Regions from separate parts of the Homo sapiens genome. Here region 1 is linked to region 2. A link is a loop called in an ENCODE intact Hi-C map of the cell type or tissue named here. Cell type or tissue: endothelial cell of umbilical vein. All regions are shown on one strand. Links, peaks and the distances in the headings refer to the core of each region. The heading gives the core; the rest is flanking DNA. Region 1 holds the start of LOC105379082 (a long non-coding RNA gene). Region 2 overlaps ARB2A (ARB2 cotranscriptional regulator A).

Region 1 (4,408 bases), core at 191-4,190, 1.2 Mb after region 2:
AACGTTACATTTACTTGGCCAGCTCCTGCTTCCTCCAAATTGCTTAACCCCAAAACTGCTTACTCAAGGCTCAAGGTATGTCTCCATTGCTTGGCCACCTACACAATTTGCAGGTACCTGTGGGCAGAGCATGAAGGATGCATTCGAGGGCCAGATCAGCAGCTTCAAAATAGATTTTTATTAGTAGTTCAACAGTTGGCTTCCATGATATAAACCCTAGAAACTTAGAATAACTACATTTAATTCATACTTCCTCTGCTCTCTTATTTAGTTAAGTAAGTAAAAACTGTCTAAGTAATTGTTGCTATCCAGGTCTGTGGGAAATGACTACTAGCTTTTGACTAACCTCTGGGGATTGCACTACTAGAATCCGAAGAAAATTCTAAAGATCTGGTCATCACAGTTCTAAAAAATCTCTTGGAAAGCAAAGACAAATCCACATTTTTATGTATTGCTGGGGAAAATTTTCATCAAACCACATTATTTTGTTCGTATAATTCAAGTAATTGTAGGTAAAGTCAGGTGGTCAGTTATCAGGCCATCTATACAGAGCTCACTTTCTAAAGTCAGGTGACTTCTTTCCACTTTTAGTAGTTGGAGCCTGACAAAGTTAAAATCACCCTAAACATATTTCTTAAAAAAGTCTTTATTTCCTCTTCTTTTTTTTTTTTTACAGAAATATGTTTTCTAATAGTACTAATAGTACATAGTTTTAAAATGCCACAGACTCTATTAATTTTTAACTAGAAGTGCAGGATGTTTCCAAAGAGCAGATTAATTGTGATTGAATTATCTTTTTTAAACCAAACATTTCTAGTAAATAATATAAACATAATAATTTGGATTTTTCATGTGGCTTAAAGAGATAGATTATTTGAAAGAAAAGTTTATATTTGGTAAAGAAGTAGGGGTGAGTGGCATCAGAGAAAATCAATGTTGTTTTTCAGTTTTTTGGTTAATCACTTTTATTGCTTTATTTCTTTTTGAAAAGTATAGTTTGTTCTTCTAAATCAATACATCCTATCTACTGTGTTGTAAGATGATACAGAAAAAAATAGCCTAATAACAAATGAAAGAACAACTTATATTTCTTATATTTTTTCTACCAAATTTATACTAAATATCTCTACTTAAATATTCTGCTGCTTTCAAGTTATGTTCTTTTTTTTTTTTAAATTTAGGCAAATTGTGGAAAGCAATTGGACTATGGTTACAAGGGATGGAAACGTATAATTGGTGTAATAGGATTCATACTTGTTAAGCTAGGGAGAAGAGAAACTGAAATAAGTTAATTCCTTTCCAAAGAAAAGGATCCCAGTGTTTTTAAACCAAGGGGAAAAAAGCAAAGGTCTGTCTAACTGCCATGTAAACTCATTTTAAATGTCATGTCTTATTACAACCTGATAATCGGAGTGCTTATTTCCCCCTTTTGCTTGAGCCATCAAATTTGTCAAAATTTTATGATAATTCATTCCATCATTCCTTAGACATTTAAATGACAGAGAGCCCTAGTCAAGGGGGGGAAAGCCTCTGTAATCTTACTCCTCATAGTATAGCTGCCTCCAGAGAGATTTTTAAAATATTCCATATCATGGTATAAGCAGCAGCTAAATTTCTCAATTTCACTGTGATTTCTTGCCGTTTTGGAAAGTGACAATAAGTTGGCTACGTACCATTCTTGACCTTTTGACTTCGGAACCACTGCTGACCAAATCCTAGCTTGCCTTGTTTAAGTCAGTAGCTCTATTATCACTCTGATCCTCTCCCAGAGGGTCTGAAGCTTTCACTCATGCTCCTGAACGGGTAAGCTCCCCCTCTAGTGTTCACTGCTCATCAGATTATTCCTCCAACAAATAAGACAGAGAACTGCCTGTTTTTTTGGTTCCCTATCGAAGGACGGAGCTTGGAACAACATTTATAACGGTTTAATGACACAAAGAGTAAAAGGTAAGTATAAATCCTACATTAAAAAAAAAGTTCCTTCCTTTTGATTCCTTTGAAAGCATTGCTACTGTTTGGTTATGAAACTAAGAAATGTTGCTTGTGCTGCCTTGCAGGCAGTATGCATGGCTGAATAGACAGGATGAGTTTGAAAGATATAAGATGATCTTGGAAAAAACAATCCTTTCTGTTGGGAAGCTGGATGTCTGGTTATGAATAAATGACTTTTCATTGGAAGCTGACACTCAGGAGCTCTTTATTTGTAGACCAATTACCAGCAGAGGAGCAGGATAGGGAGGGGGTTGTTCTAGGGAACCCCAGCATATTTTTCTTCCAGAATTTTAAAAAAGACCAGTAAAAAATGAAATGCCTTCCATTTGTTTTTACAAAGAGCCTGGGTAAACAGTCCTCTACACTAAAAGACCCTCACTATATTTGACACAGAACTACAGAAAAAAGCGCAATATATATTGGTGGTAGTTTTCAAGTGTGTTGAACTCAAAGGTTAAAAGTTCAACAACTTCATTAAATGTAGTGTTGAAGCCTTAGTGAGGCATAATCCAGAATTTATCATGCAATTGAAAGTAAGAGAAAGAAAAAAGAAAGAAAGAGCAAAAGAAGGAAAAAAATAAAACAAAAAGCTGATATAGTTCTGAGAGGTTAATCTTCACAGATGGTTACTAAACTAAAATCTAGAAGTTTTATTTATTAATTTTCAATCATGGGCATAATTTTAAACTAAAAAAAAGTGTACACCAGATTCTACAAAGAAGGCACAGATAAACTTTCTATTTAATTGTTTCAAAGTGTGTTTGAAACAATTGTGTATGTCTTGAAATAGGTCATATAATTTATTTGAAATTCAGGTTGGAAATAATATGACCACATTAAATTTCAATTGGTTTTAATCTTCTGAATTTTGGGGAATAAAATAAGCCCTCAACAAAGTTTTTCTTCATATTGATGATTCTGAAAATTAGGTTAGTTTTATTCTGGTATTCTAAGCTAACATGTCTTTCTTAATTAAAATACTAGCATTTTTAAAATGTGGTAAATAAGTATGACCACATAAACAGAAGGGAAGAACTTCCTTTTGCCGTATTGTTTTCATATTCTTTAATAATCAAAATGATCACTAGTCTCATCATTCTCACTAAGCATGTATTAAGTACCTACAAATTATACAAACCGACACCCTGTCAGAACTCAACTTACATTATTAAATGTAAAGTTTGTTATGGCATTAAAACTGAATTATTCTGTTTTGGTCTAATAAAGACCTCAAAACGTTTTCTAAAGTACAGTAACCCATTCCATAAAAATATTCATTACCTTATCATTATTTTTCTCTTTACTGGGTTAAAACTAGGTTGCTTGATATGGCAGAAGAAAAACAATGCTTTCAAGTCCTGTAATGTTAGAATACCTTAACTTTTTCCTGTTTTCAATTTTCTAGGTTCTGTGTTTTATTAAATTCCATTTTAGTGCCCTACTTTAAAGCTGACTTCAGGGTGTTGTTAAAAAGGTCATCATTCATGAACTAATGGGACCAGGTGACTAGGACCTATCTTTAATCACAAAGCAGTGGCCCCTTTGAAGGTTCAAAGGATTAATATTGCCTGCATGTCCATTCAGTTTTGAGCTTCTTGGATGACACAACAACACATAGGATGGCCATTTCTACTAGGCTGAGAGATTTCCAGGTGGACAGCTGTCTTTTCTGAACTGGACTCAGATGATACATACTTCCCCCTGAGCAGTTGTTTCACAGAAGTATCCTTCAATCACATGTCTTATGCTAAGACTCACTGTGAGACACACAGTTTGAGTTGGAGGCCAGCACAAATATGAATGTCACCTTCTTTAATTTTATTTTTTTAGAGGCTGCTCTAAATTGCTGGTTCAGGCAAAGTCTAAACCACTAGAAAAATTCTAAAGTAAATAGACTGCCATTTATAATGGAAAAATTGAATTGTATGAAACTTTCATAGCCCACGTTTCTAGTTGTACAAATTTCACATAAAACTTTCTAGTAGGAAGGAAGTCATGATTTATATCAGTTTGACTAACTTAATTGCTAAAGATTATGCAGCATTGCAAAGGACAGGTAAAGAGGCTTCTGTCAATCAAAGTGGTTATAGAAAAACACACAGAAAAAAATGACAACAACAAAAATTTAAAGCACAAAATACATTTAACTACACAGAACCCTTAAGATCTTTGTAATATAAAGTGATTTATTATAGGATTATAAAATATAAGAATGATAGGGTCTTTAGAGATGATCTCACCTACTTTTCTCATTGGTCAAGCCCCAGGCCCAGGAAAACTTGGAAAAATGGGTTGTCTGTTTAATGTCATATGGCGAAAAAATAGAGAACAAGGCATTGGATCTTGGCCTGTGGGTTTCAATTGCAGTGCACTTTATGCCAAGCGAGCTTCAGTCATGCTTTCGAGTTAAGTATGA
Region 2 (4,408 bases), core at 223-4,222:
GTTTGTAAGCTGCAGTTATTTATTCATGTTACAAATGGAATAGTCCAAATGCTTATGGCTCTATTTTCTTTTTATGATAACATCCCCATGCTTTCTTTTCCTCTTTATACTTTTCTTTGTAAAATTTCATTTGCTGCTACCTGTCCTTGTTATTACCTGTATCTATCTTGGAAGACCTCTGCCATGAATATTTCGAAAAGTGAAGGCTTTCCTTGAATTTAATGTTCCTTTAGGATCTGCTCAGAGTAGAGAGTTCATACAAAGCACCCATTGTATGGAATGTTTCCTCTAGTTTGCTGTTACTAACTGAGGTCAGGAAAGTACATAGTTTAGGGGGTTCTGAGGGAAGGGGGCTAATAATTTACATAAGCTATCTAATGCTCAGAGCTGGAAGAAGCCAAGACAGAGACTCTCGAAATTACAAACTGATGGAACAAAATGTGACTATTAATGCTGACCCAATATGTATTTCTACTTTTGCCTCACACCACACTTGAAATAGGTCATATTTTTAAAGCATAAATGCCATCAGTTGAAAATACTATTTAAATTGTCTTATTAAACTTGGTAGAGCATAGATAATACATAATATTAGTCACTGTTTTAATACATTGTAAATATACATTTCATACTTTAAATTTAAATGTATGCTTGATGATAGCAGCTTTGCTTTTTATTTGGCATAAAACTAAATGCCAAAATGCATTTAAATAGTAATTCTTAGTTTCTGTTTCTCACTTAGTTATTGCCCTGATAAAATTCTTCGGGTTGACAGTTTGCTTCTGTCTGTTTTTCATGCTTATGTGCTATCAGTTTTTCTCACAATTCACAATGATAGAAGGAGAGTGTGTTTATATAATAACATTTAATGCTCTTACTTGCAAGAGCGAATTAAATTATTTTTAATGATATATGTCATTACCTATAGTGAAGACTGATGAAACGTTTCTTTTCTGCAAAATAGGGATAACACCCATACTTCAGCTTTACTGTGATATGGAAAGCATCCAGCTCAACATCCTGTACTTGGAAACCTTGAATACATTGAGAATACTGGTAAAGAGATATGTGTATTGGAAACAAATATTAAATGAAAATATAATCCAGCCATGGTAGAACTCTTTCTCATCACACTAGCTTTCCTAATCTTTCTTCTGGAATGCTTCTATATAGAATCCTTTTATGATCTTGCTACCCAACATGAAGTATCTTTCTTCCATATCATCTTCATTCTCTTTTAAAGTCCATACTTGGCAAACCTAATATACACGTATTAATTGAGGATTTGAGGGAGGGAGTAGAGAGTTAATAAAATCATAAAGATAGCTCATTCTTCAAGATGATAACCATTGCCTATATTAGTGGTTCTCAGATATTTGGGTTTCATATGTTTGTGTGAAAGTTATTATATTATCTTCAGTTTTATTTCATTTCTTCATGATCCATGACAACTTCTTTTAAGTTTTATGAACCTGTGTTTTGGACCCAGTTAACCACATCTTTGTGATTATCTGCTTCAACCAAGAATTTGATCATGAATAGATGAATTATATGATGAAATAAAAGTCTTTGTTCAGCATAGAGTAAAACCTTGATTATCTGGTATGCTCTAGGATCCTATACTGCATTATTCTCAGAAGTAAGTGAAAGCAAGGGCACAGAATACCTGTTTATGCCTGTAGTTAGAAAAATGCAACTTGTCTTTGATGGTCTTTACTAGAAATATTTTTGAGTCCACAAGATGGCAGTATTACCTCATAAAGGTAAACAAGCCAATGAAGAGCCCAATTGCTTGGTTTGCCAGTACAAATAAAGGAAACTTTGAATGCAACTGAAAAACTTGTGGTCATTGATAGAGTGTGGAAGACAGTGTAATGGATGATAGCAGAACACCAAAGTAGAAAGTTACTAATTCTGTAAACGATTTAGTAAAAAGAGTAACCATGTCATGTGATACGGAATCTTTCTACTTTTTTCCTCTACCTTTTACATTTATGGGAAAGAGGTGAATATCAAGAAAACAAATTTCATAAGGATCCCTTGGCCTCTACCATATTCAGTCTAGTATTTCGTTCCATTCACGTTTATAGCATAAAAATAATGGGTTAATTACTCAATGTTCGGTAATGATGACCCTGATTATCGAAGCAGCATTATATGAGGGAGGGTAACACGTTGTAGGAAAGATTTTCACGAGTTCTTCTGAACAACCCTCAGTTATTCACAAGTTATTCTTAATAACCCTCAGTTATTCAGAATACCACCTGCTCTGCTGTATCAATGAGTTTTTATACAGATCTAGATTAGGTAAAAAATTATGAAATTTATTTTATTCCGGATTTGGGATATAAATTAATTTAGTATTTTACAGATAAAAGGAGTTATGATTTCTTATTCTGCTTCTATGTATTTCTGATAAGATACTGTATCTTATTCTAATAGTTTAATTATTTAAGTGCTTTACTTAGACCATCCAAATGTAATTTTCAGATAAATTAAGTAATTTCAAATTCAGTCTTTGTTCACTCTCTCACTATTTAATCAAGCACTCACAAAAACAATTTATTTTGAATAAGATAGTACTATTTTGGATGCCATATTTCACATTTTAACTGCATATAACTTAAGAAATATTAATTCTCACTGACACTTTCAACATTGTTAAACTTTATAAACATTTACATTACAGCATAGATTACTATAACTTAAGGGAAAATTTAGAATCTTATTTTCCAGTTTTCCTATTCACCTCACAACATTATTTTCATATGGAGTACTCATAGCTCTATATTAGCCATGGTTACAGAATTCAAAGTGTTACTAACAAGGAAAATCTACAGATTCCCAAACCCTCCTTGATCATTATTTATGCCTTTTAAGACAGCTAATAAGATGTAGCAGATTTTTCAGAGTTTAGTTTGTCTACTGTGACTTTCTTTGTTCACTATCTTGAGTAGGAAGAGTAGTCTAAATCTGCGGGATTGTAATAGGAATCTTCCATGGAAGGATGTTCTAGGTCACAGAAAGGAGAATATTTTATCTAGACTGATCTTGAGGGTGTAGTTTGATATTTCACACTCTAAAACCAAGCTCTGTCTATTGTATTATTAATTAAACTCATTTTGCATTAAATTGGTGTGATTAAAATTATTCAATGTTATAATAGTTTAATCACTATAATAATTTCAAGGAATATTCTTTCACATTTAGCTTTAGCATAAAATTTGTAGAAGTTTATATTGGACCAGCAACCATAAATTTTAGTTTGTTACATAGGCTTAAAAGTGAATATTAAAAAACTGATATAAACTAACCCAAAGAAAATTACTTAAACACAAAAGTTGTCTGGGAATTTTATTATGCCATCTTAGTCTGCTATTTGAGAGTTCTGAACTTAGGATATGGTTAGTGCTCAAATAATCTAGACTTTTTTTTATCCTTTTCTAAGGAAGTAAGCAATAGGACAGCAAAACTGACTGGAAATCAGTTTTTCATTCGGCTCATGCTCCAAGCTGTTCTCTTGTATAGATGCTATCGTTATTGGCTCTAGTATCCGAGGAGGACAAAGTAATGAAGGAAAGTGACAAGGTCATAGAGGTAGAAAAGGGGACGCTTGCAAGAATAGAGAAGTAGGAGGTTATATGAGTCTTAGCTGAACATGACCCCTTGCTCCCTGTCCTTGATGCTGATAGTTCTGTGAAGACAGTTCACAGCACTGGGAGAGTAAGAGCATCAAAACTGACTTTTCTCCTGGCCGACAGAAAATCTTGTTGATTAGTTTAAACACAGAAGGAGGCTTTTCCAGCCCCTTTGACTATAGAAACTCTACATATGGGACCCTTTTAGGAAGATTAAGTGTGGGGAATCAGAGCAATATGCCACATCTGCTCTCACCAGCCTTAGAATTAGGGCAAGGACTTAGCACCAGAAGTACAGAGAAAAAGGAGACTATGGGGAAAATAATAAACGTAAAGATGTTATTGAAAAGAATAACCTAAAAGCAAACTCCAGAGGGAGAAGAAATTATCTCTGAAAGAACTTTGATACAGTTAGTTATGACAGTTGTTTATTAACTTAAATTTTCCAAAGTAATATGTATGCTAAATTTTTTTTTAAAAAAATGGTCTTCCTTTACATGAAAAATAAATGCATAGAAGATCTTAGAGGTGTGGCAGATTACCTTTGGAAAACACAGCTATATTCTAAGATGTTGTGTTCAGTAAGGAATATGAAGAAGAAAAAGAAATATGAAGAATTATTTGCTTGTCTTTATTCTTGTGAGGCACTTGAAAGTATACTATGAAATTTTAAATTTTTTAGCAAGTATGGTATTTGGGCAATAAAATGCATTTAATATTTCTTAGAAAATATTTAGGATTTTTAAGTTTTTTTTGTTTATCATGGGAAT

What was found. Hi-C counts contacts between places; a loop is a spot of excess contacts. Peaks named below come from ENCODE experiments on the same cell type or tissue, not always from the same donor. Only the 100,000 strongest peaks of a DNase experiment are listed, where the experiment ranks them.
Region 1: a loop joins it to region 2, with 6 times the contacts of the local background. A loop is called at or near these places in 3 of 110 quality-filtered maps.

The regions. Positions count from the first base shown.
Region 1 is chr5:92,685,659-92,690,066 of GRCh38, reverse strand. LOC105379082 (a long non-coding RNA gene) reads left to right here and starts at 1,841. Exons shown (of 4, transcript NR_188298.1): 1 at 1,841-1,947. In endothelial cell of umbilical vein, for the core only: no CTCF peak of the experiment used is centred there; a DNase peak (open chromatin) is centred at 1,796.
Region 2 is chr5:93,912,617-93,917,024 of GRCh38, reverse strand. The region is part of intron 6 of ARB2A (ARB2 cotranscriptional regulator A); the gene reads left to right. Among named protein-coding and RNA genes, the nearest start is that of POU5F2, 170 kb to the right of the region's middle. In endothelial cell of umbilical vein, for the core only: a CTCF peak has its summit at 1,724 (motif pointing right); a DNase peak (open chromatin) is centred at 1,764.